7 separate regions of the Mus musculus genome follow, and all the other regions are linked to region 1. Evidence: chromatin loops called from intact Hi-C (ENCODE). Cell type or tissue: left cerebral cortex. All regions are shown on one strand.

Region 1 (4,000 bases):
CCCCAACACTGAGGAGGCAGAGGGACAAGGGACTTAGAAATTCAAGGTTACCTTCAGCTATACAGCATGTTGAGGTCAGCCTGGGCTACTCGAAACCTTTCTCAATAAAACAAAATAACGTTGAAAATTTAAAAGGTAGAAGGAAAATAAGAGGAAGGAAAAGGAAAGAGTTTAAGAGAGAAGGAAGAGAAAGGAAGGGAGGGAGGGAAACAGGGAGGGAAGAAGGAGGGAGGGAGGGAGGGAGGGAGGGAGGGAGGGAGGGAGGGAGGGAGGGAGGGAGGGAGGGGAGAGAGAGCAGCACTGATTAGATTTGTGCTTCATATGAGTCCCCTGTGTCTTCAGTCCTCAGCACAGAGCCTGGCTCGTGTCTGCTTGTCTTGGCTTTGCTAAAATGAGCACAGTGGATCTCTGAGAGCCTCCAACAAGACACAGCGAAGACATGTTCTCACACCCATCCTACAATCCACAACCCTACTGCCGTTAAGCCTGCAGACGTCTACAGCAATGGCAATCTCACCAAGCCTCAATTTCCGTTAAAGACAGATAGTCACTTGAAAAAATCAGTGTCTAAACTTGAATGCTGAAATCTCTAAAACCAGTGTCTCCACCTATCTGTCATGACCCCAGGTTATTTCAGACAGCACTGCCTTCAAATAGGCTGAAATTCATTCTGGTTTTTGGTTTGTTTGTTTTTTTTAAGTGGGTTCCCAAATAAATTTTCAAACTCTTATCTCCACAGACCAAATAGGCCTGCTTAAACCAAGCACCATATGATAAAGAGACAGGATTTGGGGCTGGAAAGATAACTTAGCAATTCAGAGCACTGACTACTCTTCTAGAGGATCCGAGTTTGATTCCTAACACCCATGTGATAGCCCACATCCATCTATAACTCCAGTTCCAGGGGAATCTGAGGCCCTCTTCTGGCCTCCAAGGGAACTGCACACACAGAGTGCACAGGCACTTACCAGCAGAAGGCCCACATACATAAAATAAAAATAAGTCTTTTAAAATAGAGAGACCAGGTTTAACAAGATGACCCCACAATTCAGGGGGGTAATGGAGCCTTCCTTTGCCTTTTGTTCCAAGCCAAATTCCTCCAGTCCACAGATGGTCTCTAGCCTCTCTAACATGGCTGTCACTGGGTGCCCAAGGGAAATGAAGAACGGAGAGAACCAAAGAAAACCTGAATACTCTTTCCCAGTCTGGTCAGCCAACTATGTGGATGTGGACGGACTATACACCAACAACTCTCGCTCCAGTCTTTCAGGCCAAAGGCAGCAAAAGTCAGCATCTAAGAGCTGTGCAGGTGCATGCCAAGGGCCCACGGTGCATGGTGAGAAAGGATGTTCCCATTCGTGCAGCCTGCCTGTGACTGACGAGTGCTGCAAACTGTCCGGCTGTTGCCTCCCCTGACCTCCGGGAGCAGAACCAAGCGGACGGGGGTGAGGATGGGGGACTTTTTACCCACACCTCATTCTCTGCAGCTTCACCATTTCCAGCTGCTGACGCCCCATCCCTGTGGGGGACAGCATGTGCTTAACATAGCTAGAGGCCAAAAAAGCAAAAAGAAAAGAAGAAGCAATGACAAATGCCCAACTCTCTCATTCCACAAGACAGCCTTCTGGACTTGCCCGTCCCCGTTGCTTTCACGTCACCCCAGCAATCTCCTTTCATGGCTCAGCTGCCCCCCTCCCCAGCCCATGTGGCTTTATCATTTTGTCTTACCCCCTAGACCAACTGCCTAGCAAACTTTTTTCCGACATCCTTCTGCTGCCATCTAGTGTGCACACACTGTCACAACGACTGAGTCCCGGAGCTTCTAAGGTACCCGTTGCCCTGGAAATAAATGCAAGGGGTGGGTTTGTCTCTGTCCATCCTTGCAGGGAAATGTCTATTTCTGGGGACACGCTAGCGTGGTGCATTTTGCTGTGTCCCTGATGCCCCCTCCCCATATAGCCTGCAGCCCTTCCTTTCAGAAGGGCCCCTCTGTAGCAGTTCCTGGATTTTCGGGTACATTCTGATCACAAGAAGATCTTGTTAAAATGCATATTCTATAGCATATTCTCTATAGTAGGATTCTTGCCTGCCCTAGGTGAGGGACAAGGTTTGATTCCCCAACACAAGAGAGAAAGGAAGGTAGGAAGGCAGAGAGAGAGAGGGGGGGAGGAAGGAAGGAAGGAAGGAAGGAAGGAAGGAAGGAAGGAAGGACTAAAAAAATAAAAAAAATAAATAAACCAATTCAGGCAGTGGTCCATGCTTACCCCATCCCACATGAAAACAGAGACAGGCAGATCCCTGAACTCGGTGAGCATCCACCCTAGCCTGCTTGGCAAGTTCTCAGCCAGCAAGAAACCATGTCTCAAAATTGCAAGGTGAATGGAACCTGAGGCACAACAGCTGAGGTCGTCCTGTGACCTCCACATGCACACACACACATACACCCTCAGAGATACGTGCACACACACACACACACACACACACACACACACACACACACACACACACACACACAAATAATAGATTAATTAAAATGCAGATTCTGATGCAGCAGTCAGGGTTGCCAGGCTCTGCGTCTATAATAAACAAACTGAGAGCCACTTTGAACAAAGAGCTAAAGATGGCCGCTGAGGACACAGGAACCTTAGCTCAGACTCTCAACAGCACAGGGGTCTGCATTCTCCATGGGACAAACACAGCGTAGCCTGCTGGACCCAGCAAGCCCTAACACCAGCAGTTTAAGAACAGTTTGAGCTTGGAGGTTGACATCTGACTGCTTCTTGCTGTGCAGCCTTGAGGGGGACACTGACCCTGTCAGAACCTCTTTTTGCCTCAGTAAAATGTAGGAAACCGTATGACCCAGTAGAAAGGATGCGCAGGACAGCCCTGTGTAGCACGGAGCCTTCACCTTTGAGCCAAAGGAAAGCACTAAAGCCCTTATTGCTCTGCTCTTGACTGTGGATTCAGTCTATAAGACGGTGGATATTAAAAGAGAGGGGTGCTTCTGAGCCCAAAGAGCAGACTCCTTCGCAAAACAGGTCAGGAAGTGGAGAGAAGCGGGGACAGGGGCGGGGGCATTCTGCCCCTCTGCTTTCGACTGCATGTTGACTGCTAGTCAGCCAGCCTGGGAGACGTTTGCTCCCTCGGGTGGCACCTCTTCCGGGACAGGTGGGTAATGGTCAATCCTACCCAGTTCCCAAGGTGATGTCCCATTTGCTGGCAGTGTAAGGAACTGGAAGGATAGAAATTATTTCAAATCCATTCTGTTTTGACTACTGTTATTAAAGTGCCCATCTCAACAGTATAAATAGTGTCTGAAGTCTTAGAGTCACCCATGATCCTCTGGGCTCCAAAGGGTTTGGGTAGCCCCATCGCTCTGGCTCTGCCATCAGCAGCATGTGAAGGCTATCACCCAGGCTCCACACCTGCCACTGTCCTTCGTGGTCTTCCCACCAGTCTTGCATCTCCAGTATGCTGGGGTCTCCATGGAAACAGCTTCACCCACAGCCTCATGGCCCCTCTACTGGAACTCCATCCCTGCCACATCGGGCTAAGTCTTGGCTGTTATCCATAACTCCTTCCTGCCTTCAAAGTCAGTACCATGTTGGAGACTCTTATGTATTACCAAGTTTGACTACCAACCTGAGAGGCAGCCTTGGCCACCTCCCTAGACCATGGCCTTCTGAGTGGTGACCCTGACTGAATAAATTCCAGATTTCATTTCAGTGATGCTGGTCTCTCTGTGATTGCAGCTGATTTCTCAGTCCAAGCTGACCAAAAGTTACAGATTGTTCATTCAAAGCATCACATGAATGGCCCCCCTAGGTCTTTAAGGGGCTCTGAGACATCGCTCTGATACTTCCCACGCCAGGCCTCCAGCCTTTTCACTGCTCCCTGCATTGTCTTCCAAGCTCCTACTGCAGCACAGTCTGTAAAAGCTTTCACTTTCTTCCAACCACATAGTCCAAAATCTAAAATCTATGAGGTCGGGTCCATCACA
Region 2 (4,000 bases), 160 kb before region 1:
CAGTAAGTAAGAGGCAGATCAGCCTTAAAATGGTTTCCAGAGGACATTGTTGGAAGAAATCTGATGCCAAAGATCTCTTTTAGGGAACCTTGAAGTTGTTATGAGTATGTCTGCCCTTAATGTAAATAGAGTTAAAATAATGATGGGCTGATGGCACAACTGGATTAAGCATCAATTCTTTAAGAAAAGGCTACCTTAAGAAACCTCAGATTCAGAGACTATGATGGACAGCAAAGGAATCACACATAAAATACTTAAAAATTATTTTACTCATTTTAATCTATTTGTATTTTATTTACCCAAATAAATAAAAATAATGGAGTCCAATAACTTGAGACACATAGTTCAAATCATGTGACATGAAATGAACCAAGCACAGAATACATCTAGTGCATGTTCTGCCTCACCCAAGAAAGTTGGGAAACAGTAAAATATTCACAGAAGAGATGAAAGTATTCATTATTAGAGACTTGGAAGGCATAAGAAAGGAGAGAGAAAACAGAAAAAGGTTAGACTGAATATCAAGATTTTACTACATGGAGAAATAGTTGTAGTGTTTACAATATTGTTGAATAATATTCATCTATAGCAGTTTATGACCTATGTCTAAGTAAGTAGATAACAAGCAACTCCAGTTCCCAAACACACAGAAGTAATAATTATTAGAGGAAATGGAAATGCTAATTGCTAGGGCTGGAGAAATGGCTCAGCAGCTGCTGCTCTCGCAAAAGACCTGGATTTGGTTCCCAACAACATAGCAGCTCACAACCATCCAGTTGCAGAGGATCCCAGGCCTTGTTTGGCCTCCATAGGCACCAGGCAGACACATCGTACACACAAACCTACAAGTAGAAAAAGAAAGAGTCATTAATGTTTCATATTTGTATTCACACATCAAATAATTATGGTGTACCAAATAAACATGTTCAGATATCAGTAACCCATTTTTAAAACATCTTGAAGAGAAGTAGGATTCCGGATTCTTAGCAGGATCAGGAGGTGGAGACTGTTCAGTTATCTTTCACTGCAGAGCCAGGGAGTAGAATGAGGGACAGCTTACACAGAAGAAGATGAAGCATTCCTAATAATAGATTATATGTAACCTGGCAACGTGTTTATAGAGGGGTCTTCAAAAAAAAAAAAAAAAGAATGAGTTTCGGGGAGAGAAAACGAAAGAAATGGAATGTGTTCTGCTCCCAAATGCCCTTCATGTGAATTTCCAGTGCAGGTGCATGAGGCAGCAAGACGAAGAAAAGAAGGTGCAGTGCAGACAGGGACATGACAAAGTCTCAGAACGTTTATCATAGAGAATCCAAAGAGTGAGAAAGCAAAGTGAAAATTATAAACTAAGATAGAGGATTGATGGATGACAGACAGAAGTCAGACAGTGACTCATTACTTATTAGTTTGTTTTCCTGTCACTATGATAAAGTGCCATGGCCAAAATAGCTTAAGGAAGAATGGGTTTATGTAGGCTTACAGTTGGATGATAGACATCTATGGATGATAGATAGAAGAAGTCAGACAGTGACTCATTACTTATTAGGGTTTTTTCCCTGTCTCTATGATAAAATACCATGGCCAAAACAGGTTAAGGAAGGATGAGTTTATATAGGCTTATAGTTCCAGGGGGCTGGAGCCCGTCATGGAGAGTAAGGTATTGGTAACAGAAGTAGGAGGCAGAGAGTAAGAACAGGAAGTGGAGCAAGGCTATATAAATCCTCAAAGCCCACCCCAAGTGACTTCCTCCAGCAAAACTCCTCCTCCTAAAGGATCCATAACATCCCCCAAACAGTGTCACCAGCTGGAAACCAAGAGCCTATGGGGACATTTCTCATTCAAACCTCCACAGACAGACAGATAGATGAGAAGGAGGCAGATAAGCTATAGATAGGAAATTTGCCTTCAAAACATTGAATAACTCACTCATTTCCTTCCTAACTGACCTTAGAATCATATAATTATTTCCAAGGGTAATTTCTAAATGCTTAATCCAATTTGTCCAATTATGGACTATGTGCCTGTGATGAGTAAGCTATCACCAAGTAACCTGATAGGAACCTTTATTTGAAATTTAATTTCCAGTTTCAAGTGAAATAGAATGGGGCATGACTTGTTACAGGTTTCAGGGTGATGTGAAGAATGCTTTTAGAGAGTTTTATCATTGATGAACCTACAGACTTAGCATCAAAATTAAAATGAGACTGATTCTTTCTACATAAGTATGTCAGCCTGTTTTTTTTTTCAACTATTTTTATTCTTATTTTTTTTAAACTCTAGATCTGGTTTCTTTCTCTTAAAAACTTAAGTGCAAGCTGGCGAAGCCCGGATACGCCTACATAAGCTTCCCTTGGAATGTGCGAAAGGATCGAGCAGATTGTGAAATAACCTTGGGTGTGCCAAACACGTGAGGCTGTTTGCTTCTCCCTTCCATACAACTCCCAAGACTTTGCTCAAAACAGAATTTCACTGGGGGAAGGGGAGATGACAAATGAGAACTTCAGGATAGTAAGTCCTCATCTACTTACTAACATTGAATAATTCTGATGCTTTCTGTCAACTAGAATAGAAAAGTTTCAATGTCTTCGTAGTGTGATTTAAAAAAAAAAATTCTTGGTTAAGAAGAGAAGTCTATTCATGTGCATTAGAAGCATTATGATCATAAAAGGATATCTTTATGATCACAAAAGGATACCCAGATAGTCCTGTAAGGCCAAGGCTGTGTTCATATCAGCTGATTCTGAGTCTCCCCTCAGAGAGTTACAGTAGAGACTGGCTGTCTGGACCAGCATCTTCTTCTGCTTATCTTCTTACTGCATCTCTGCCCCTCTAGAACAGGAGATGTCCCTACAAAGCCATTCCTACCAGGAGCTGCATCCTACTAGATCCCCAGTCATCCTTTCAGAGAATCCCCTTGCTAGAAGGACACCTGGACCATGTGTCCTATGGCCCCCACACTAAGGACAACTTCCTCTTGAAAACTACAACTACTGGCAGATCAACTATGGTAATGACATCAGGGACTGTTTAAGAACATGTCTGTGATGCCAATGCTTGGGAAGTGGAAACAGGTAGATTAGAAGGTCAAGGTCACCCTCAGCTATACAGATAGTTTGAGGTTGGCCTGAGCTAAAAGACAGCCCATCACAAAGAAAAGAAGAAGAAAACAGGGTGGTGGGGCTAGATAGAGAGGGTGCTCTAGCACTTGCAGAGCAGTCATGAGGTCTAGAGTTCAGATCCCAGCATTCACAAAATAATCTGGGCATCCCTGAGCACACCTATAACACCTGTCTCAGGTAGGTGGAAACTGGAGGATTACTGGGGTTCGCTATGGTGGTTTGAATGAGAATGGCCTTATTGGCTCAAATATTTAAGTGTTTAGCTCCGCGTTGGTGAAATATTTAGGAAGGACTAGGAGGTGTGACCTTGGAGTACGATTTGAAGTTTTAACAATCCACACCAGACCTCCCCTCCCCCTCTCCTTCTCTCTCTCTCTCTCTCTCTCTCTCTCTCTCTCTCTCTCTCTCTCTCTCTCTCTCTTTCTCTCTCTCTCTCTCTCTTCCTTCTACTTGCATTTGTAAGCACTCAGCTACTGTTCCAGGGTCATGCCTGACTGCCAACACCCTCCCCACCATGATGATCACAGACTAACCCTCTGAAACCTCTGTCTATTATATGCTGTTTTAAACTCTTTCTTTTATAAGTTGTCTTGGTCATGGTGTTTCAGCACAGCAATAGAACAGCAGCTAAGACACAGACTGTCTGAGAAAACAACTCCAGGTTCGTGGAGAGACCCCCACCTGGAAGGAATAGGTGGGAGCAGTCGAGGACACCCAGTGCTCTCTTCTGATCGCCACATGTGCCTCTCAAGATTGTTAAGATTTTTAAAGGGCTATAAAGGTGAAATATTTACTGAATTGAATAAGCTTTTTAGGATACACACACACACACAACATTAAGAGTAGAGTAGACATATAATCTATCTATCTGTGGATGGATA
Region 3 (4,000 bases), 380 kb before region 1:
ATGGATTCAAATATGGAGACAGTTACAATCTGCAACAAATTTAATTGAAAAACTTTAACAGTACAAGAAAGAGTTGACAGTTCCTAGTAATAGACTTCAACAAGTCAAGAGTACACATTACTAGTCTCTAGAGGAAACAGAGAAATTATATGTAATGTATATGAAAAAGAAAGAATCAAATCAATTATTACAACATAAGGAGAAAGTTACATACAGTTTTCTCTCTGTATGTGTATACATGTGCAAATGTGTGTGTGTGCAAGTGTATATGTGTGTGCAAATGTATATGCATGTGAAAATGCATGTGTGTGCATGTATGTGTGTATGTGTGTGCATGTGTGCATATGTGTGTTCCTGTGTGTGCATGTGTGTATGTGTGTGTGCGCATGTGTATGTCTGTGCATGTGTGCATATGTGTGTGCATATGTGTGTGTGTTTGTATGTGCATGTGTGTGCATGTGTGTGTGTACATGTGTGTGCATCTATTTGTGCATGTGCATGTGTGCGCATGTATGTGCGCATATGTGTGTGCATGTGTGCATATGTGTGTGCATGTGTGTGTGCATCTGTATGTGCATATGTGTGTGCATGTGGAGGGGCACTGCATATGTGCATTCACACACACAGGAAAGGATTCTGGTGAGGTTTCTGTTGATCTCAGTTTTTCCTCTGATAACAATATCAGTAGACAAGTGTGTGATACCCCTAAAGCCCTGAGATAAAGGAGGTGTGATGCAGTAATTACACATTCTGCCAAGTCGTTTTTTAAAGATGACTTGAACTAGGAATGATTCTGAAATATGCAAGGACTCAGGAAGTCCCACATCTACTAGCCCTTGAAGAAAATCGTTATTAGGGTTATATTATATAATATTATATTATATAGTATATGTGTGTGTGATAAATCAAAATGAAGAAATGAAATTGAAATTCCAAGCTGAAATACTGATGATAGGTTTAAAAATGGAAACTGACAAGTACAGAAATCAATATTATAAAACCGCTTTGAAACATCAGATAACTAAAAACGTTAGAAATATTGGGGGCTGCAGAGCATGCATTTGATTTTGTTTTTACCTTTTATTGTACAGATTTCCAAAACTACATCCCAAAGTCAGATTACACAGCTGAAACATCATTTGAAATGTATATAAAAAAGAATCTTTTGACACTAATGTATTTCATTGGGTATACCTAACATCACACGAGATAGACAATTGAAATGAATTTACATTGAATTTTTCAAAGCAATTCTTTAAAACCTATATCTAGATACATCATTAGGTACCTACTAGTAAATAATGGAGAGCTGTTAGCATTGGAGAGAGGGTTTGAAAGGTGTTAATCAAAGCCTATTGTTGCCTCTGGTTTTTGTTGTATTTCTAGAAAATAAAATTTGGCTCAATTTGTATCTCTGGTTGATAAATGTTTTCTGAAAAGCAAGTAACATTTAAAAAATAATAATAAAAGTTGACCTGGTTGTATTGGCCCACATCATTAATTCCCTGCACTCTTGAGGCAGAGACAAGCAGATCTGTGAGTTTGAGGCCAGCTGGATTTGCATAGGTCCAGCCAGGGCTACATAGTCAGATCCTCTTTAAATAATAATTTAAAGAGACATTTTATGAAAGAGACTAAAACAAGCAAAAGCTGTTTGCGTAAGGAAGGCTAACATAAGGCAGCGTGCTTGTCAACAGGAGAAAACCAAGCCACAAGAGAACACAGGAGAGAGGCAGGCACCCAGAGCTCACCATGGAACAGAAATAAAGCTACGGAAGGGAAAGGTGTGCTCTAGTGTTTTCCAAGCACAAAAAAATTGAAACAACCTATAAATACCAATTTGCTAAAGATGGCAAGGTGATCTGTCCTCTAGAGGAAGAGGGACAAAAGTGACTCTAGTACATGGGCCTGACACCCTTCAGGTAAGTAGCCAGGAGGCAAAATACACTGCATTTGCACTTAGAGTGAGTTCTAACATTGGAATCAGGAGCAGGACATTCGAGAGACAGGATGTGGCACAGTAAAAAAAAATCTGTGAATAGGAAGCTGCCATATCATTTCTCTTCCAAAACCATCCGCCTTGGCTTTTGTCTCAGACCCCTTGAATAGTTTGTGCTGCTCTGTGGGGGTTTCAGTCACGTGGTTGCCTCAAATCCACGTGACAAACAGCACTTTGGTCCACCGTCTGTGGGAGTGCAAACTGAGGGCTCTGCAGAACTATATGGCAGTTTCTAAGGAAGTTGAAATACACCCACACTTACATCCCAGAAATTCCATTCCAGCCCATGTCCCCAAGAGACCTGAGTATGCCTAAGTTCACAGAATCTTGTATAAGCGTACTCATGGTAGCTTTATTCATAATTACCAAAGACTAAGGAACAAAATCAAGTTTCACCAACCAGGGAACACCATACCTATTCGCTGGAATGCTACTTAACCATTTAAAGGGGTGAGCCATGAAGCCATGGTGTAGCATGGAGAGCCCTCACAAGTATCCTTTGAGCAAAAGGAGCCAGACCCTAAAGAAAAGCGCACAGTATTTAATTTCGTGTATATGAAATTCTGGAGTAGCCCAGTGAGTCTATAGATATAAATGTCACAACAGAGCTCATCTTGGAGATCACTCTTGACAGGAAAGGAACATGAAAGAATTGTAGTACTGTTTTCAGGTACTCAGGTACGACTATGTGCAAAAGTGAGATTTATAACTGAACACTGAATTCTATTTGATTAAGTTATATACCATGAACACAGTGCTGGACCCCTTCTGTCAAAGGAGCACACTGCCTGCTTCCCTCTGCACTTCTGGAGCTGCCTGGGTACCTGCTCTATCCTGCACTTAGGATTCTGTATCCCTGGGTGAGACCGGAGAGCTGTGTGGATTCAATCCATAGAAAGAACAGGGCAGCCGACCTCATTTCATTCCTTGGGTGGAGTGGAATCTATACTGTTCCTTAAAACAGCGCAAATGTAAACGAGGTGTAAACTGCCTTCACATCTCATTTATGGAACAGATGAGCCGTGAAATGCATTTCACAGGCACAAGTGCTGCAGGGGTATGCTTAGCAAGCGAGCACAGTCTCACAGTGCGGAGTTGAACATTTGTTCCTCTTCCCTCGGGATCCAGGATTATTTCTGCGTATGACGGCTGGCCGGGTGGGGGGGGAGGGGGGCAGGGTATGAGTGTGGGAGGAAGAAGGGAGCTACTTCTCCAGTCCTTAGGATTTCTTCCTTTTACCGTGTGATCAACTCCTACACATCTGTCAGAGTCCAACATAGCTGTCACCTCCCTGTATAGCACTCTTGTTCCCTGATCCTGTTCCTCTCTACACAGACACAGCATGTGGCTTTTTTCCTGTCTTGATTTATCATGGTGGTTCTGTAGGCTCCCTGTAGCCCAATGTTTGATTTCAGTAGTTGCTCAATTAATCTCGTGTCCAGTATGTACATGTGTATATCTGTGTGGTGTATGTACACATGTGTGTGCAGTATACACACCCATGTATATTCGTGTAGAAGCTAGAGAAGAATATCAAGTGTCTTCCTGTAACCGATGTTATTTTTTGAGACAAGGTCTTTCACAGAACTGGATGCTTGCTGTTTGAGCTAGTCTGGTTGGCCACTGAGCTCCTGGAATCTTCCTGTCATTGCCCCACAGCACTTGGGTTACAGACACGTGTGGCTCTCCTAGGCTTTCACATGGGTGCTAAGAACATAATCTTAGATCCTCCTGTTTTCACAGCAAGTACATCAAGCCATCATCTCTCCAGCTCCTTAGATTATGGCATGTAGGGATGCCTCCCTCCATAGAGGCTAACTCTTCTGTAAACAGTTCCCCAAACACAAAATCATCACATACTTGAGTCAGAGAACATGGATGCATCAAGCTAGTCCTGACCTGTAACTTTGATCCCTACTGGCTAGTTATCATAGTACTGGAAGGTTGTTGTGCATGCTGAAAAAGGAGGGAAACCGTCATCAATCTTACCCAGTTGTGAAT
Region 4 (4,000 bases), 140 kb before region 1:
AAAGCCAGTAAGGGAAATCAAAGGTGATGTGCTGTGGTGATCACAAGACACAATGCTGGTTACCATGAAGAAGAGCTTCCAGGGCTGAGCTTCTGAAGGGGTGTGTGTGTGTGTGTGTGTCTGTGTGTGTGTCTGTCTGTCTGTGTGTGTGTGTGTGTGTGTGTGTGTGTCTGTGTGCATGTCTGTGTGCATGTCTGAGTGTGTGCCTGTGTGTATGTCGGTGAGTGTCTGTGTGTGTGTGTTTGTGAGTCTGTGTGAAGGTATGTGTGAAGGTGTGTGAAAGTATGTATGCAAATGTGTGTGCAAGTGTCTGTGTACAATATTTGCACCACAGATCTTCACATCTCACATCCAGAGTCTGTCTACTCACCAGTCACTCAAAATGAATCCCCTCCTAGCCATTTTCTGGAAAGCGAGATTGGCAACTGTTCCTTTACCCAGATAGCTTATAGTACAGACAACCTAAGGGCAGACGTTACCATAAGGCCTGAGTAAAGTCTTTCTGGAAGTTCTGGGAGGTTTATAATTCAGAGAAGACAAGTGGAGTTCGGTTTTGGACACTGGCTGTCTAAGGGGTGTTGAAAAGAGAGTCCCAGGGGTCCCTTGCTGGCAGGGTCTGGGTCCTGGGCTGGATCCTCATTCACACTGTGCTCAGAGCTGACATATCGTATCAGGAAAAAGTAGTCAGGCAGCTTCCATTCCAGCTCCATCAAGCCTCTGTCGTCCTTCACACTCAGAGGGTCTTATTCAGGGTCAACATGAATAGAGAATGATGTCGACTCCAGTTGGGTCTGAAATGATGAGGATCTGGTGCACAAGACAAGGTAAGATTACAGCCTTTCCTGAGGTCCTGTGACCGCAGGCCACTCTCCCCTCGGTCATACATGAGGATGCATGTGTACTAAATCATGAGGCTGGAAGTACAGCACCACACCTGTACACGTGTCATGTGTTCCCCTAGCACAGAGGCTGGTGTGAAGCAGGAGCCCTCAGCCCACCGTGGATGGAAGCAGTGATCGCTCTTGTTCTCCAGCTTCATTAGGGCTCTCACACCCTCTCGGCAAGACACTGATGTAGGGGAAAGCAGTGATCTCTGCTAAGCCCACTTTTCCTCAGTGGAAAGCTTGTTTGGGGGACCAGAGAAACTTGGTCATTGTGATATGAAGTTGGAGAAGGAGCACAGATCTCCGACGCCAGCCAGCCTGTGGGGGCTTTTCTCTTCCCCTTTATCCAACCATCTCACAGCCAGCTGCAGGATGGGGGTGTGGCTTTCTCAAGGTGGAGCCCAGAAAGCCTAAGGTGCTCAACCACCTGCTCCCTCCCTCCCTCCTTTTCTCTCTGTGCTGGACCAGAAGCCATCAGCCAGACTCTACCTCCACTCTTCAAAGTTTGACCAAACTTTGCCATTTCTACATTTTCGCAATTTTCTATAATAAGCCTGCACTGGTTTTATAATGGGGAAAAAACCCACTCTACACTGCTCAAAATAAACTCGTTTCCTAAGGTGACAAGAAGACTCTCCACCCTCACTGTGCATGGCTGCAATTCCAGGGAGTTTATTTTGGCACCGAAAACGCCCACTCCAGAGTCCATATGGCCTGAGCATAAGTAAGTTGTAGTCTACTTTTTAAAGGACCACGCACAGACTCACTCTGCACTTCAAATAGGAAGACGAATTTATCAAGATCCCTTTTTTATTTTTTTGGAGAGGGGAAGTGAGAAAAGAAAGTCCAAAAGATCTACAAAAGTAGAGCTTTCTCCTGTATGTTATCCCTAGAGAACATGTGTGTGCATGTGTGCATACATGTGTGTATGCATGTATGCATGACACCAAGGACCAACCAAAGCAAGTCTCCACTTTCTGATGATGCCTATGTAGGAATCAATTGGACCAGCTTGGGGATGTGACCCACAGCTCTCCAGAGAGGGTGGCAGGTATTAGACCTGGGATCTGCAGGGTGATGGTAATCTTTGTCTGCAATGCTGAATCTCAAAGGAAGGAAACAGGGGGCCAGCAATATCGCTGGGGGTCGCTGTTGGAGAGCTCAGCTATTCACAAAGAGCTGGATGCCACATGCAGATTAAAATCCATCATAAAGCAAAAACACTGAAATTTCATTTCTGAAAATTCACAACTCCTTTTTCTTGTTCAATTTGAAACAAGGTCTCACACTTCAGCTCAGGCTGTCCTGGAACTCACTAAGTTCCCATGGCTTCAAACTGATGACAATCCTCCTGCCTCAGCCTTCTGAGCCTGAGGATTATAGATACCACAGGTCGCCATGCTTTTCTCGCTGTCGTCTTTCTAAAGCAGCACCAAACCTCTGTGAGTAATCAGAACTTCCTTCCACCTATCATGTAAACTTTAGGATTTGGGTTCTTTGTTGTTGATAAATTACATAGAAAAAGAACCTGGCTCTTGCAGCCTACTCCCACCCCCACCCACCCACCACCACCACCCCCCACCCCCACTCCCACCCCCACATGGCCAAGGCTTCATATCGGCCTGTGTGTTTCCTGTTGCGCCAGATGTGAAGTTGGGGTCACCAGCCACTGCCACTAAAATGACTCTCTTCCTTCCCACTCCCTGGCAGCTTAGCTTTGCCCTCAGCCTAGCCTTTGAGACAACACCAAGCATTTCAAATCAGCTCATTCCCCCACGCAGCTTACACTGAGTCTCATGGTTCATTGCCTAAACTCTGGTCACGTGCTCATTTCTCACCTCTCAAAACAGGGTCTCACACCCACTTGCTGCTTTTCCACCATACCACCAGCACCTTGAGGAAAAGAAGAGTGCAGGTAGAAGATGACCACCTTCAGAATAAACAAAAATGAAATAGCTCCTGCCTAGTCTTACCCTTATTTTTTATTTAAGCCTGTACAAAGAATATGTGGATAGAAACACATGCACGAGACCCATAACTGGGTGGACACACATGCATGGGACCCATCCACAGTGTAACTAGCACACTGTTCATATGTTTTGTTGGAAGCGTTGGATAATAATAAAGAACAAATTTGGTGCAGGTTGGTGGTAGCTGTTAGTGGTGGTGTTGCATATGTGGTATATATGCACATGTATCCACATGTGTGTGTAACTGTTTTCACATGTAGAGAACACAGAAAAGCATCGACTCTCCTGCTCCACCACTCCCCACCTTTTTCCCTTGAGATAGGATCTCTCACTGGACCTGGAGCTAGAATGATGGCCAACAAGGTCCATCAGCCCTCCTGCCCCCTACAGTGCTGGGATTACAAGCACAAATGTAGACATACCCTTCTCTTTACACAAACTCAGGTTCATGCTTATACACTGCCTTTGTTAGAGTTTCCACCAATGTGAAGAGACACCATGGCCACAGCAACCCTTATAGAGGCAGACATTTAATTGGAGCTGGCTTACAGTTCAGAGGTTTAGTCCATTATCATCATGGCAGATAACATGTAACAAGCAGGCAAACATGGTATTGGAGAGTTAGCTGAGGGTTCTGATGGTACCTCCTAGGAGTGACACTCCCTATGGACCTATGAGGGCCATTTTACTCAAACCCACATATACTCGGTGCTCTTAACTACTGAGTCATCTTTCCCGTCTCTAGGTATTTATTAAGCCACTGCAATTTCTAAGGTGAAGTAGTTTCATCCTTATAGGAGAAGCAGTGGTGGCCACCTCTATGTAAACACCAGGGCTGCACAGCTGCAAAGGCATCTCCTGCAGGGGCGGTGGGGGGGGGGGGGGGACGGGACTCACCGAGCACTGCCTGAGAGACCAAGGGTTGTTGATGCAGACAGTGCTAGCCAATCGGGAACTACTATTTAGAAGAGATCCTTTCTTGGGACCAATGGGGCACGGGTGGAGCAGAAAGAGTTGGGCAACAAGTAGTCCAGTGCACAGGTAGCACATCCCTAAGGCTTGAAATGTGCCAATGGCACAGACAACAGTAACCGAGGAAAATTCAAGGTATGTGTTCTGGGTAGGAATTTCCAAAGGTCACTGTGG
Region 5 (4,000 bases), 190 kb before region 1:
CTCCAACAAATTCCTTAGTTTCCACATTAATTGTACTATAAGCTGTCTGGGAGCCAGGACACCACCAGACCAGACCACTCCTGGCTTTTGTGCTGGGTGGTGGGCAGACAGCCCCAGATATCCTCAGAACATCCACAGTCTCCGTCTTCTAGGCGAACCCTCTCCAGTGCTACCTAGCTCCATCCTTTACAGGAACACTTCCATCACTATCCAAAGACAGCCGGCCAGACAGGGTGTTTCCTGCATACGAAATGATCCAGTGATTTAGCGCAGAGTGTTTTATGGTATTAATAAAATTGAGTGTTATGGGAAATGCCTTTTAAGCAGACCAGGTCTGAGGCCAAGGTTCTAGAAAGCTTTTAGTTAAAATGCAAATCCACTGAAGATTGTGAGCTGTGCCAGGGTTGGGGCCATATGCAGCTGAAGTCAGGAGTCTCAGCCTCATTCCCCTAGTTTACGTGTCTCCGTGGTGCATTTCGCCCACAGAGCTAGGCAAAGTCCAAAGGCATGGGCATAGAGGTTAGAGGCAGTTGGTGTGAGAAATTAAATAGAGCCAGTGCTTGCCAGGCATTGAACCCCATGCAAGAAAAACCCAAAGCATGTGAGGAAACTCGTGTGTGTGTATGTATGTGTTTATGTGTGTATTTGTGTATGTGTGTGTATTGTGGTGCATGTGTGTATATATGTATGTGTTCTGCATGTGTGTGTGCGTGCATCTATGTGCAGGTCAGAGGTTGACGACAGTTGTCTTCCTCAACTGTTCCCCATTTTGTTTTTGCACCGGGTCTCTTGCTGAATGTGGAGCTCATTGATTTGGTTAGTCTAGCTACCCAGCTCACCTGAGAGATCCATGTCCCTGCCTGGAATTCCAAGCAGACCACCATACTGGCTTTTTATGTGGACACTACAGGCCAGAATTCTGGTCCTCCTGTTTGTGAGACCAGTGCTCTATCTGCTTTATCTTCCCAGTCCCTGAAACTTTTTTTATAGTGAGTTTGAAACTCGAGACATCTGTGACTGCCTGGGTGACTTGAGTCACTCTCTCCTGTGCAGAGATGATGGTGCTTGCCTTGGACAGCAGCCAGAGAGCACAGCTGGGAGGAGGGAGGTGGATGCTGGGATATGTGTGGACAAGCTGCACACAGGTGAGATTGTTTGCTGCTCTTTTGAGGCAGGGTCTCCTGTATGTAAGGCTGTCTTTGAACTCACTATGTCACTAAGGATGGCTTTGAACTTCCGATCTTCCCACCTCCATCTCTCAAGTGCTGGCATTACAGGTATGCACCCCCACAGTGCTTGGGAAGGACCCCCAGGGGCATAATGCAAGCCACCTCCAGCACTCTCAGGGTTTTCTTTCCACACTAAGCTGTACTGTAACAATAGTGACCACAGCAGCAGCAAAAATCCACAGGCGCTCCCCTCACTGAGCACCTTAGAGTGTGCCCTTAATTAGAAGATGCTGTCTGGCTTAACAAAGTTCCTAAGAGTTAGAGATGAGGCTACAGAAGTTCAAGTCAGGAAATAGAAATCATAGCGACAGCTTTGACAGGCAAAATTCATCCTAATTTATCATTGTTATCATGATATAAAATCGTTAACAAGGTGCCTGAGGGAGCAGCTGGGGGAGGCAGCTCTCAGCCTGAAATGACCAACCTTCCTTATTTGTGGAGATGTGCTGAATTTCAGAACACCTGAATGTCGGTATTAGAAACTCAAAAAGTCCCAGGAAAACCAAGACTAGCCTAGTCACCCAGTGCATCCCTAAAATTATGGAAATACTAAAAAAAAAAAAAAAAAAAAAAAACAAAAAAAAAAAAAAAAAACGCTTGAATTAATAAATCTCAGAAGTGTAAAGATGAGGGGCTGAAGAGATGGCTCTGTGGTTAGAAGCACACGCGACTCTTCCAGGGGACCTGGGAACAGTTCCTAGCATGCATGTCAGAAAGCTCCCAAATGCTCATAACCTCAGCCCTAGGGGATCTGACTCCCTCTCTGACCTCCGCAGGCATCCTCGTGTGGCCTCTATTCTCACAGACAAACGCGCGTATACATAAATAAAACTTTCGTTTTAAGTCTGAAGAAGAACTCCTCAGAACAGGATCTAGATAATGAAGGCGGCAGCTGACTGGGTGGTGATACCTCCAAGTAAACTCGTCCCAGCGAGGTGGGCCGTGAGAGTGCTGCTGCAAAAATCCTAACCCGTGCGTGGACCCATCAGGCACTGAAGAGGGAGCTGCGGGTCGGAGCATCTGAAACGCCTTCTTATTGCGCCCCCTACTGGCAGGCGTCACAAGGAACCAGCTGACAGAATACATCAACCCCAGCATCTCTGGGCAGAAGAATGCAAGAACCGGAGCTTGGGGCTGGGGCACAATGCAGTTTAATAACTGGAATATGGGGAAAGAAATGTATGGAGGAAGATGTTATTTGTGATATAGGATTTATTCTGAGGACTTATTCAGAAATTATTTCTAAGGCTGGAGAAAGATAGCTTAGTCAGGATCTGAGTTAGGTCCAGAGAACCCACCTGAAAACACCTGAAAAGCCATACTTGAGACTGTCCTCTGATTCCCACATGCATGTGTACACACGTGCACGCAAACATATGCATGCACACCCATACATGCACAAAGGACAGTCTTCCTAGGCTCCTGAGTCTGGTCTATCTAGACATTCAAGAAGAAGGTAATTCCTGCAGAATGCTGTTCACTGACCTTGATCGTTCCCCTCGCTGGCTGGGATCCTCCCACCACAGACCCACCTAAGGCTCTGATGGCCACATTGGCTGCCTATGGCCCTTCGGTCATGTCTCCTGGCCTTCTCCTGGGAACCATGGCCCCTGCTTTGCAAACTTCTAGACAGCTGAACTGAAAGGAGCATTAGGCGGCTTTAAACATTGATATGGCTCATTATTCTTTCATGAGGTACTGCAAATCTAACCTCACAAGGCCAGAGGCACGCACACGGGGGCCCAGGGGGGGTCATCACAGCACTCTGCCCTAACCTCGGAGATTTTATCCTGTAAAAGGATACAGAAAGGGCTCTGCAAACATCTCACACCACTACAAGTACTCAGACCATAGTCATGGTGATGAGTGAGGGGCTCACCGTGTCCCCCTCACCCAACACCCCACTATCCTCATCTTTGCCACTGAGTCAGCCATAGGAGAAGAGATTAAGATCCATAGCTAGGATTCCAGTCTCTGTCTCATACCCTGTGACAGAGAGTCTCTCTCCAGGGCTTTTGTGCTATATTTTCCCAAGTAGGATATGGTTTGGCCATATTTTCTCCTCCTCTTGGCCCTATCTTTCCAATCTTCCCTCTTCCTGTCTTTTCTTCTTACCTCTATTCATCCCTGACAGTCCATCTTCTGGGCTCAGCCTCTCCCAGTCTGTTAAGTTTCCTCTCTTTTCATTTTTGCTACAGCTCTGCCTATTCACATGTACGGTGTGTGCACACGTGTGTATCCCGATGACCTCCTGTCTTCTCTGGCTTCCGGATCCCCCTTGGTCACCACCTCCAGCTCTAATCTCACAGGGTTGACAAAAAATAACAAGCTTATCCCTAGGGAGAGGTAAGATTCTGGTTTTGTCTCCTTTTTGGTATTGCTTATTCTAAAAAGAGGCAGCCAAGCAAGACAAGGGTGGGTTCAACTCGGGACACAGATAATGAGTCCCAACTGCATGCTAAACGATGAGCCATAGATGCCCGGTTCAGTCTGGAGCATTTGTTTAGGATGCCAAACCATGTGCTCATCTCTAGGGCCTCGGAGAAAACTGGATAGGGTCAATCCTAAACCCAGGAGTGCCACACAGCCTGTGTCTGGCGAGAAGGAAGAGCTCTGAGAGATGCAGGATGAAGGCCATCCGACCCCGCTGTCGTGGAGGCAGTGCTGTGACTGGTGTGTGGGTGTGGACCAAAGCACCCCGTCTGAAGGTGCACTGAGGGTAACCATGTGGTGATGGACAGCAGATTGCTGTGAACCGGAGCACACAGGCT
Region 6 (4,000 bases), 120 kb before region 1:
GTGATAAATCCCATGACCAAATGCATCTTGGCAGGGTAAGAGGTTTATTGCAGCTTATACTTCCAAGTTTCAGTACGTCGTCAAGGGAAGTCAGGACCGGAACACAAGCAGGAAATGAAACAGAAACTATGGCGGAATGCTGTCTCCTGCTTTGCTCACTGGCTTATGTTCAGCTAGCTTTTTTTATACATCCTGACAATGCCTGCCTAGGGATGGTGCCACCCACAGTGGTCTGGGCCCTCCTGTATCAATTTGCCATCAAGACAATCCTTTACAGATGTGGCCACAAGCCAATCTGATAAAAGCAATTCTTCAGCTGAAGTTCCCGGGTGACTCTAACTTGTATCAGGTTGACCATAAAAGTCAACCAGAATAGTGTGACAGGTTGTTCTCAGACACACATGCTCACTTGTCCTCAAAAAGTAGAATAGGGTAAAGGAGTCAATTTAACCTTTATAAACACTGAGAGCTCCTGGGCTCATCCCTTGTCCTCCTTGCTCACCATACTTATAGAAGTCTCCTCCATCCCTAGACAGCAGGCCCTTGAAAACTGAATGGTATAGAAGAAGGTACCAGTAATTCAACAGCCAAATGAGAACAATAAACAGTGACGGTATAACTGGTCCAGTAGATGACCCTCACGCTGGTGAAAAGAACCTGACAAGCGAGCTCTCTTTGGGGAAGGACAAGGAGAAACCTTTATTGGCTCTTGGTGGGGACTTTGAAGGATTCATTCTGATACCTGCTAAGCTTGGCAATGGCAGACCTTGGATAGGAATGGAAGATCAATGCCAAAGGATGGCAGGTGATTCACCAGCACTGAGGAGAAAGAGCTAGAGCAAGGGTTAAGACCACAAATGTGACAGGCCAGCACACAGAAAACCCAACCCGCAAAGAAGAGTCTGAGTGGAAACCTGTCAGGCACCACAAGAAGGAGAAAATGTCTCTATTAAGTCTGGTGGGCAAGACCAAACATGGCACTGAAGCACAGCCACTGAGTTCCTTGAGAGTGCTGAGAAATACACCCCTAGATGCTACAGCATGCAAGCCTCCAGGTTCCCCTGAAGAACCTCTAAGGAGGCCATCGTGGGCTGGAGTTATAACCTGGTAGAGTGCCCCAAGGTCCATCCCGACTACCGCGTAGACTTGGCATGATGGCACAAACCTGTAACCCCAGCACTCAAGAGCCGGAAGGGGGAAGATCCGAAGTTCAAGGTCATCCTTGACGACCCTGAAGGTTCAAGGCCAAATTAGAATACATGAGATCCTATCTCTATATAAAAGATGCTACCAGTGGCCAAGAGCAGGTCACCCAGGGTCTGTAGTCACCCCAGGACTTCTGACGGATGTCTGAAAGGCATCCCATACTTTAATGAAGCACTGAGAGTTGGAGGTCTCACTTTGTTATCTAATTTCTCTGAATTACCATCTCTTCACCCTGAAGGCGGAGAGCAGATCTATTTCACCATGTTATTGCAAGAATTCTAATTCCAGGGAGAATCTGAGGGGTAAAATTTGTGCAGATTTTTGGAGATCATTGGATCTCGAATATTTTTCTGCCCATCAGACACATACCGCAATGGTAGTTTCTGCTTCTCGTTTCTCTTAATGTGAGAACTGTAGAAATTGAGCCTTTTCTATTAACATACTGATGCTAGTGATTTATCAAATTAGCACAGAGGTTAATGGCATAAACAGGTTTTGGTTTCAACTCCTAGAACATCATTCAATTAGGTATTTGACCTTGGGGGAAAAAAACCCTTAATCTCTCCCCCCTTACTTTTCTCTTCTGCAAAATCAACTTAATGATAGTTTCTGTGTTTTGAAGAGTTAATGAGTTAAACATCACACAGCAATTTGCATAACACCAGGTACATTGGTAAGGGCTGATTTATAAACGTTCAATGTTATTCCCTACGCTTTGCCGTTAGTCTGCCTTTTTATTATTTCAACTCCTAGCAGTACCACAAAGAGATAAAGCACAGAATAGCAATGAAGAAAGATGAGGCAGGACCACTGGCCCTGTAGCTGAGCTACAAACCCTTACTTTGTTGTGAGGACAACAGGAGCTACTGGGGGTTTCTTGGCCTACACTAGTCTCAAATTAATGGGCAGACAGACGCCCCCAGAGTGGTGGCCCCCAACCACAGCACCTCCTCACCTAAGACTTCTGTTTGCTGCACATCTCGGCAAGTAGAGGACATTCCAAAGTCCTGGCCCAGGCCCTGGCCTGAGGGCTGCCCACCTGCATCTGGGCACTCTACAACTATCTAAGACGTTATTCGTTTGTTTCCGGGCTAGAATCTCGTGTTCCCCCAGCAGACTGCAGAATCTACAAAAACGGAAGATGATGTCCTAGACATGACTATGCCCAGCACCTGCAGTAGATCCTGACACACACCAACTGGTGACGCATGCGTGTTGAATAAGTAAATGTCCATTTCTATGAACAGTGAGCCCTGGTGCCTACTGGGAAATGTATAATTTACAGGAAACTTTATGCGTCCTGAGCACGCTATTATCCCATTACTAAAAATGAATGCTTGTAGAACCAAGGGGCTTTAATCACGTGACTGAAGACATATCTGCATTTGAAAGAAAACCACACAGAAACCTGTGTCTGCCAGGTGCTCTGGGAAAGGCCTGAGTTCCTATCCTAGATGAGCAAAGCCCTGGTCTGGCCCCATGGCCCAACAAACATAGTGAAGGAGAAACCATGCTGAGCCCTGGTCTCAGAAAGGACCTCAGCGGCTTTGAAACCTCGGGCTTGTTTCTTCTCTCTGTGACTTCCATTCATCCTCCAAGAACTAGGGCACGGAAATAAACTAAGGTCCCTGCCCACACTCAGAAGCAATTTGGCAATTCCAAGCCTCCTAAAGCCCCACTTCTCGATGTTCCGTAGAAAAGCCCCACACTCTGCACCAAGACCCTCTAGCTTCTCACCCCAGGCCCACTGCCAACCATGACGCAGAGGTCCCCTGTGCGCACAGCCACCCCACACTCAATTAAACTTCTTGCAGTTCCAGCACCGGCACCTTGCGATGTACATATCTGGTTGTCTGGCTCGTGTTTCCTCTGCGCAGCCCTAAATAGCGCTTGAAAAGAAAAGCAAACTCAACGACAAAGTTTTCTCTCTCTCCCGCGCAGGCAGGCTGCCGCCCCATCTTTCGGCTGACCCAGAATCTCTAGTTTTGCTGATTTCTTACTGTAACTGCCTCCTCATTTACCACACAGTGGAGATCTGATCCCTTCCTACTGAGACAAGTAGTTTTTGCCTGCTCCTTCGGGCTTTTAGTATTCTTCCAAATTATTCTGATTGATATAGACCTCCATCCATGCTAATTATGCATAGCTTCTCTTATAAAGTGTGGTTTCCATGGTGACGGCGAGGGGAGAACAGGTGTGCGGGAAAGCTGCGCTATATTAAATGACAGTTACCCTCTGCCTCTCCTATGCAGATTGCTTTTCTCTACATTTATTTATAGCAGGCAGTAATTAATCTGTGTGAATCTCATTGCTGGAGGGCGGGGGAGGGGAGAGGGACACAGAATGATTAACAAGAGTCCTAATTATCCACGTACCTGTGAGTCTGAGAATTCTGTTAGCACAGGATAATTCCAAAGTAGAGGAGTCAAATTTACCCTTGCACAGAGATGCCACTGTGTGACAAGCAAGGCTTTGCCTATGAAAGGAGACAATCTTCCAGCTGCCGAGCCTCTGTGTAGACATCTGGGCTGCAGAAGGTTCCAAAGTGGACACTGGGACCCTCTTCAATGACCCACCAAAGTATAAAATTAGATCAGGCCAGAGTCCCAGACTCCAGGGACTGTCCAATTGTACATATCACAGCGGAAATTCCACTCTTAAGCAGAGGAGGAAGGCAGGAAAGCGTTGCTGGTGGCTGGTCTCCTGTGGGGTCCAGAATGCTGCTAAACTGAGCCCAGGAAAGAGCTCAAGACAACAGACCAGGCCCAGCCCCAAGGATAACACTGAGTCTCTA
Region 7 (4,000 bases), 610 kb before region 1:
CTTCATACTCTTTGGCGAAATTGCTGTAATGAGGCAACTTGATATGTAGCCAAACTATTTCTGGAAGTCTCTCTACCATGCTATGTACCAACAAAAGGAAAACATGTGAACCCACATTTTCCTAAGCTCTAGACAGCAAAAGGCATTGCATAGCAACCTGCTAATCTTCTTACCATTGTTTCTATTTTATGTATTCTACAGTTGCCACATTTCTTTAGAATTCACATGCAAGTATGCATGATGAGTTTGCACAAGGTATTATATTATCATTTAATATCATTTTGTTGACTTTTAATGACTGATATTTTCATTTCATTCATATATTTAATCTTTTCATTGGGTCATTTTCAACAAAACTTGATATAGAAAGGGAAATCTTTCACACGCATGCACACACACAAATAAAAATCATCCTTTTAAAAGAAGGCAGATCCTTCTACTGTAGGCATCTAAAGCTCTTCACTGTGCCATTTTTATAGCAACTTGAAAGTCAGTGAAATGGCAGAGGGGACAAATATCCAACTCAGTGCCAGTTCTCATACCTCTGTCTTCCCCTGTGTTCATCTTGTGAACCACATGCAGGACCTATTCAAGTTGCCTTAAATAGGATCCTATGTGCAGTGAAACATCTTACCCAGGCCTACGTGAGCAAAGCCAACATAAACCAGACCAGCCATCTGTCCTGAACTACACAAAGTCAAAGTACAGAAGTAGTCTTTCTCTAGATTAAAAGCATAAAACCAGTTTTTACATCATGTCAGACTGATGTATAGATTTCAGTGTAAGACAGAAGGGTTTGAGGTAGGAAAGAACTCCAGTCATAAAATGCATGACAACCAGAAGGCAGCCAAAGAGAACAGTCTAGAACTTCAGGAAAGAGAGCATCTCTGAGCTGGTCCATACCTAGTGACTCTGCCACACTTCACAGCCGGCATCTCGAGGGCACCTTGCTAGCATCAAGACTGAATGTATCTGGCTCTCTTTCTTGGCAGGACTGCTCACAGCAGGCACAAACCATCATGCACAGGCAGAGCTCAGCACTGGCCAGCTTGCAAAGAGAATTTAGCACTTGTGCTCACAGTCACTACCTTTTGTGGGCAAAGTCAAGAGGAGAAGAATGCCAGCTCAGCTTAGTATTCATCTCGATAGACCTGACTTCCCCATCAACTCTACCATTCTGAATCAATCCAGTTAATCTAAATGATGGTTCTGGGCTCTCTGGTTGCAATTATAGAGGCTGGGAAAGATTCCATGGCAACTGGACATGATATTTGATGAACAATTTTTAATTACTACGAATGCCTTTAATGAGAAAGGGCCTGAAATCCAGCAGAGCAATAATATGCATATTAGCTTTAGGACTGAGCCAGCTGAAAGCAACACACACACACACACACACACACACACACACACACACACGTGCCACAAGCTCAAAGCCAGTTATGGGCTTATCAGAACTGCAAAGCAAGGTCTGATGAACTCTGCTCTCTTGCCTGCAGCTCCTACATACCCAGCTTCTCCCATTATTTCATGGATGTTCTGATAATTACGTTGCCATGGGCATCCCAGAGTCTGGCTATTTGAGCAAAATTGGCCTCTCTGATCAAACTATCAATCTCTTGCTATCCTAAGCTCACAGCCTGAAAGGGGTGATTGTGATTAGTGTTTTTTCTTGGGAGATGAACTCTTCTCTGGCACAGATGCATTTATTTTTTCAGATTATCACATTGATGGATCGGTGGGTGACCAGAAAAATTACAGACTCTCATAGCACTCACAAGTAATACTTAGCTCTTCTTGGCTCTCGTAGTGGAAACTGTCTTAAGGTTTCACAAAGTGAGAGTTTGCCTTTACCAAAAATAAAAATAATAATAATAATATTAATTTAAAAAGACAAAAGCAAAGGTCCTCTTTCAAGACATCTAGAGTTTGTAGAGATGGCTTAACAATAAGCATGTTTGCGATTCTTACAGAGAACCAGGGTTCTGTTAACAGTACACATGCAGTTCACATCACATGTAACTACAGCTCCAGGGAAACTGATGCCCTCTACGGGCCTCTGTGAGCAGTGCACTCATGTGCACATATTCACATCAACACAATTACAGATAATAAATTTTAAAAGAAATCTGCTGCAATATTTGTTTTTTACGTCTATAAGCATGTCTTAGTTCTTGTTTTATTATTTTGATTTTGTTCATTTACATAATGAATTTTACACATTTGTGTTATCATCTCCTTCCTTTCTTCCTGCTTCTACTTCCTCTCTTGCTGGAACCCCTTTTCTCACATTGCTACATTGTCATTTTTAAAACAATACATTCCATCGAACATATAGAGTTGCATAATCATTTCAGCCATCAGGATAGAGTATTTTAAAGCTCATAGTAAAATAAAAATTTCCCCTAAATGTCCACTTGAAGCCATAACCTCTCTGCACCCTAGTCCCTGCCAACTAAACCACTGTCCTATTTTTCTGTGATGGCTTTGTCTTTTCCATTTATTGTTTAATAAATAATATAACACATAACTTTCTGAGCACAAATTTTTAGTTTACTATAATGTGCATAGGGTTCATGTATGCTGTTTAAATTTAAATTTAAAAGAATACTGTTTAAAATTGTTATATAATATTCTGTTGGATAGATTTGCAGTAGGTTGTTTGGTTATCCATCCACCAAGGAAATGAGTTACCTTCAGTTTGTAAGGTTACCAAGCATACTGTTATAGGTATTCATTTATCCAGTGAAAAATTCATGACATTTTTGCACAAATGCAAGTTTTATTCCTATATGCCAAAGAAATAAAATGTGCTGTGCAGTGACTATATTTATTTCTTTATAAAATTATGAACTAAATTTTCATTGTGGCTGTCCCAGTTTGCATTCCCATCAGAAATGTCTGGCATGTCCAGGCACTCTCTATCTTGAACACAAGGTTGTTGCTTTGGGTTTATTTCATGGCTTTTGCTATTTCTGTTTTTTGTTTATTTGTTTGTTTGTTTTTGTTTGCTTTTCCTTTTGAATACGTGTGCATGCTCTTTCATTAGATCTTTAACTTCCAGAAACTCTTAGGACTTTAACTGACTGGAGATAGGGTTTCCTGCCATGGGTATTTTTTATGTTTCTTTTCTCTTTGCTACTGTGTCAGTGAGAAAGTTTGCTGACATTTCCCCTCAGTTTTGTACTTTAGTATAGAGTATAGGGGTTTGCTATGCTGTATGTCCTACATTAGACAGCAGACTCAAGCATTCTTTTCCCTCCCATACTTTTCATTTCTACTCTATTACCAACCCATATCATGGATTTCACAGATCAAATATTGCATTTCTTGATGCTAGGACTAGAAACTTTTGTGTATCCAAATATTACTTTTTTCCCTAAAAGTTCTATACTATTAGGGTATACATTTAGTCAATGATCCATTTTGACTAAGTTATTGTCTAAAATGCTAGATATAATTCAATATATATTATTTATACAAGTTTGGTGAGTCATATCTATGTCCTTCAATATCTAAACTTGATATTTTACAGCCTAGCAGTCCATGAAGTGATGAATGGATAAAGGAACTATATCATGCATTCACAATGGAATATCCTCCAACCATGAGGAAGAACAAAGCTATGTTGACCTAGAGAAAGAGTGAATGTAGGGATCACCCAGTTAAAAATTACAAACCACTGTAAGGAAAACTGATACATGTTTCCTCTCATATGTGGAATCTAGATTTTCACAGACAGACAAGCAGACATGAAGGAAGGAGGTTTAAAGGGAAAAAGAACAGGAAACAAGCTGGGACAATGGAGGAAGAAAAGAAAAATATCAAATGCTTTCTCTTCTATAAGGTATCTAGATTCAAACAGACTGAGAGGACAGGATATGTCAGGGTGAGCAGGATACCAACAGGATAGAGAGGGAAAAGCACAAAGAGTCATAATGCACAGGCATGTGCGTGCCATAAGGAAGCCTGCCATTATGTATACTTACTAAAAATAACT

Evidence for each region. Peaks named below come from ENCODE experiments on the same cell type or tissue, not always from the same donor. Only the 100,000 strongest peaks of a DNase experiment are listed, where the experiment ranks them.
Region 2: a loop joins it to region 1, with 3 times the contacts of the local background. A loop is called at or near these places in 2 of 42 quality-filtered maps.
Region 3: it touches region 1 in a loop (7-fold over the local background); 2 of 42 quality-filtered maps call a loop at or near these places.
Region 4: a loop joins it to region 1, with 3 times the contacts of the local background. A loop is called at or near these places in 2 of 42 quality-filtered maps.
Region 5: it touches region 1 in a loop (4-fold over the local background); 22 of 42 quality-filtered maps call a loop at or near these places.
Region 6: a loop joins it to region 1, with 3 times the contacts of the local background. A loop is called at or near these places in 6 of 42 quality-filtered maps.
Region 7: a loop joins it to region 1, with 4 times the contacts of the local background. A loop is called at or near these places in 2 of 42 quality-filtered maps.

Annotation. Positions count from the first base shown.
Region 1 is chr9:113,628,057-113,632,056 of GRCm38, forward strand. It overlaps Gm36686 (a long non-coding RNA gene), which reads left to right. Exons shown (of 3, transcript XR_379911.3): 3 at 343-705. Among named protein-coding and RNA genes, the nearest start is that of Gm36686, 3.5 kb to the left of the region's middle. In left cerebral cortex, CTCF peaks have their summits at 936 (motif pointing left) and 1,797 (motif pointing left); DNase peaks (open chromatin) are centred at 451, 943, 1,398 and 1,767; H3K27ac peaks cover 3,656 bases.
Region 2 is chr9:113,469,604-113,473,603 of GRCm38, forward strand. No RefSeq gene overlaps it. Among named protein-coding and RNA genes, the nearest start is that of Gm36540, 3.0 kb to the left of the region's middle. In left cerebral cortex, no CTCF peak of the experiment used is centred here; DNase peaks (open chromatin) are centred at 1,784, 2,391 and 2,749; H3K27ac peaks cover 3,552 bases.
Region 3 is chr9:113,245,941-113,249,940 of GRCm38, forward strand. No RefSeq gene overlaps it. Among named protein-coding and RNA genes, the nearest start is that of Gm36367, 48 kb to the right of the region's middle. In left cerebral cortex, no CTCF peak of the experiment used is centred here; DNase peaks (open chromatin) are centred at 2,183, 3,089 and 3,654; H3K27ac peaks cover 3,319 bases.
Region 4 is chr9:113,487,286-113,491,285 of GRCm38, forward strand. No RefSeq gene overlaps it. Among named protein-coding and RNA genes, the nearest start is that of Gm36540, 21 kb to the left of the region's middle. In left cerebral cortex, a CTCF peak has its summit at 1,999; DNase peaks (open chromatin) are centred at 1,554 and 1,949; H3K27ac peaks cover 3,361 bases.
Region 5 is chr9:113,439,981-113,443,980 of GRCm38, forward strand. Gm39438 (a long non-coding RNA gene) reads left to right here and starts at 3,782. Exons shown (of 3, transcript XR_871308.2): 1 at 3,782-4,000. In left cerebral cortex, a CTCF peak has its summit at 2,284 (motif pointing left); DNase peaks (open chromatin) are centred at 1,140, 2,250 and 3,723; H3K4me3 peaks cover 342 bases; H3K27ac peaks cover 3,508 bases.
Region 6 is chr9:113,504,627-113,508,626 of GRCm38, forward strand. All of the region lies in intron 2 of AU023762 (expressed sequence AU023762), which reads right to left. Among named protein-coding and RNA genes, the nearest start is that of Gm36540, 38 kb to the left of the region's middle. In left cerebral cortex, no CTCF peak of the experiment used is centred here; DNase peaks (open chromatin) are centred at 2,462, 3,165 and 3,649; H3K4me3 peaks cover 800 bases; H3K27ac peaks cover 3,063 bases.
Region 7 is chr9:113,021,047-113,025,046 of GRCm38, forward strand. No RefSeq gene overlaps it. Among named protein-coding and RNA genes, the nearest start is that of Gm36251, 100 kb to the right of the region's middle. In left cerebral cortex, a CTCF peak has its summit at 2,059 (motif pointing left); no DNase peak of the experiment used is centred here; H3K27ac peaks cover 697 bases.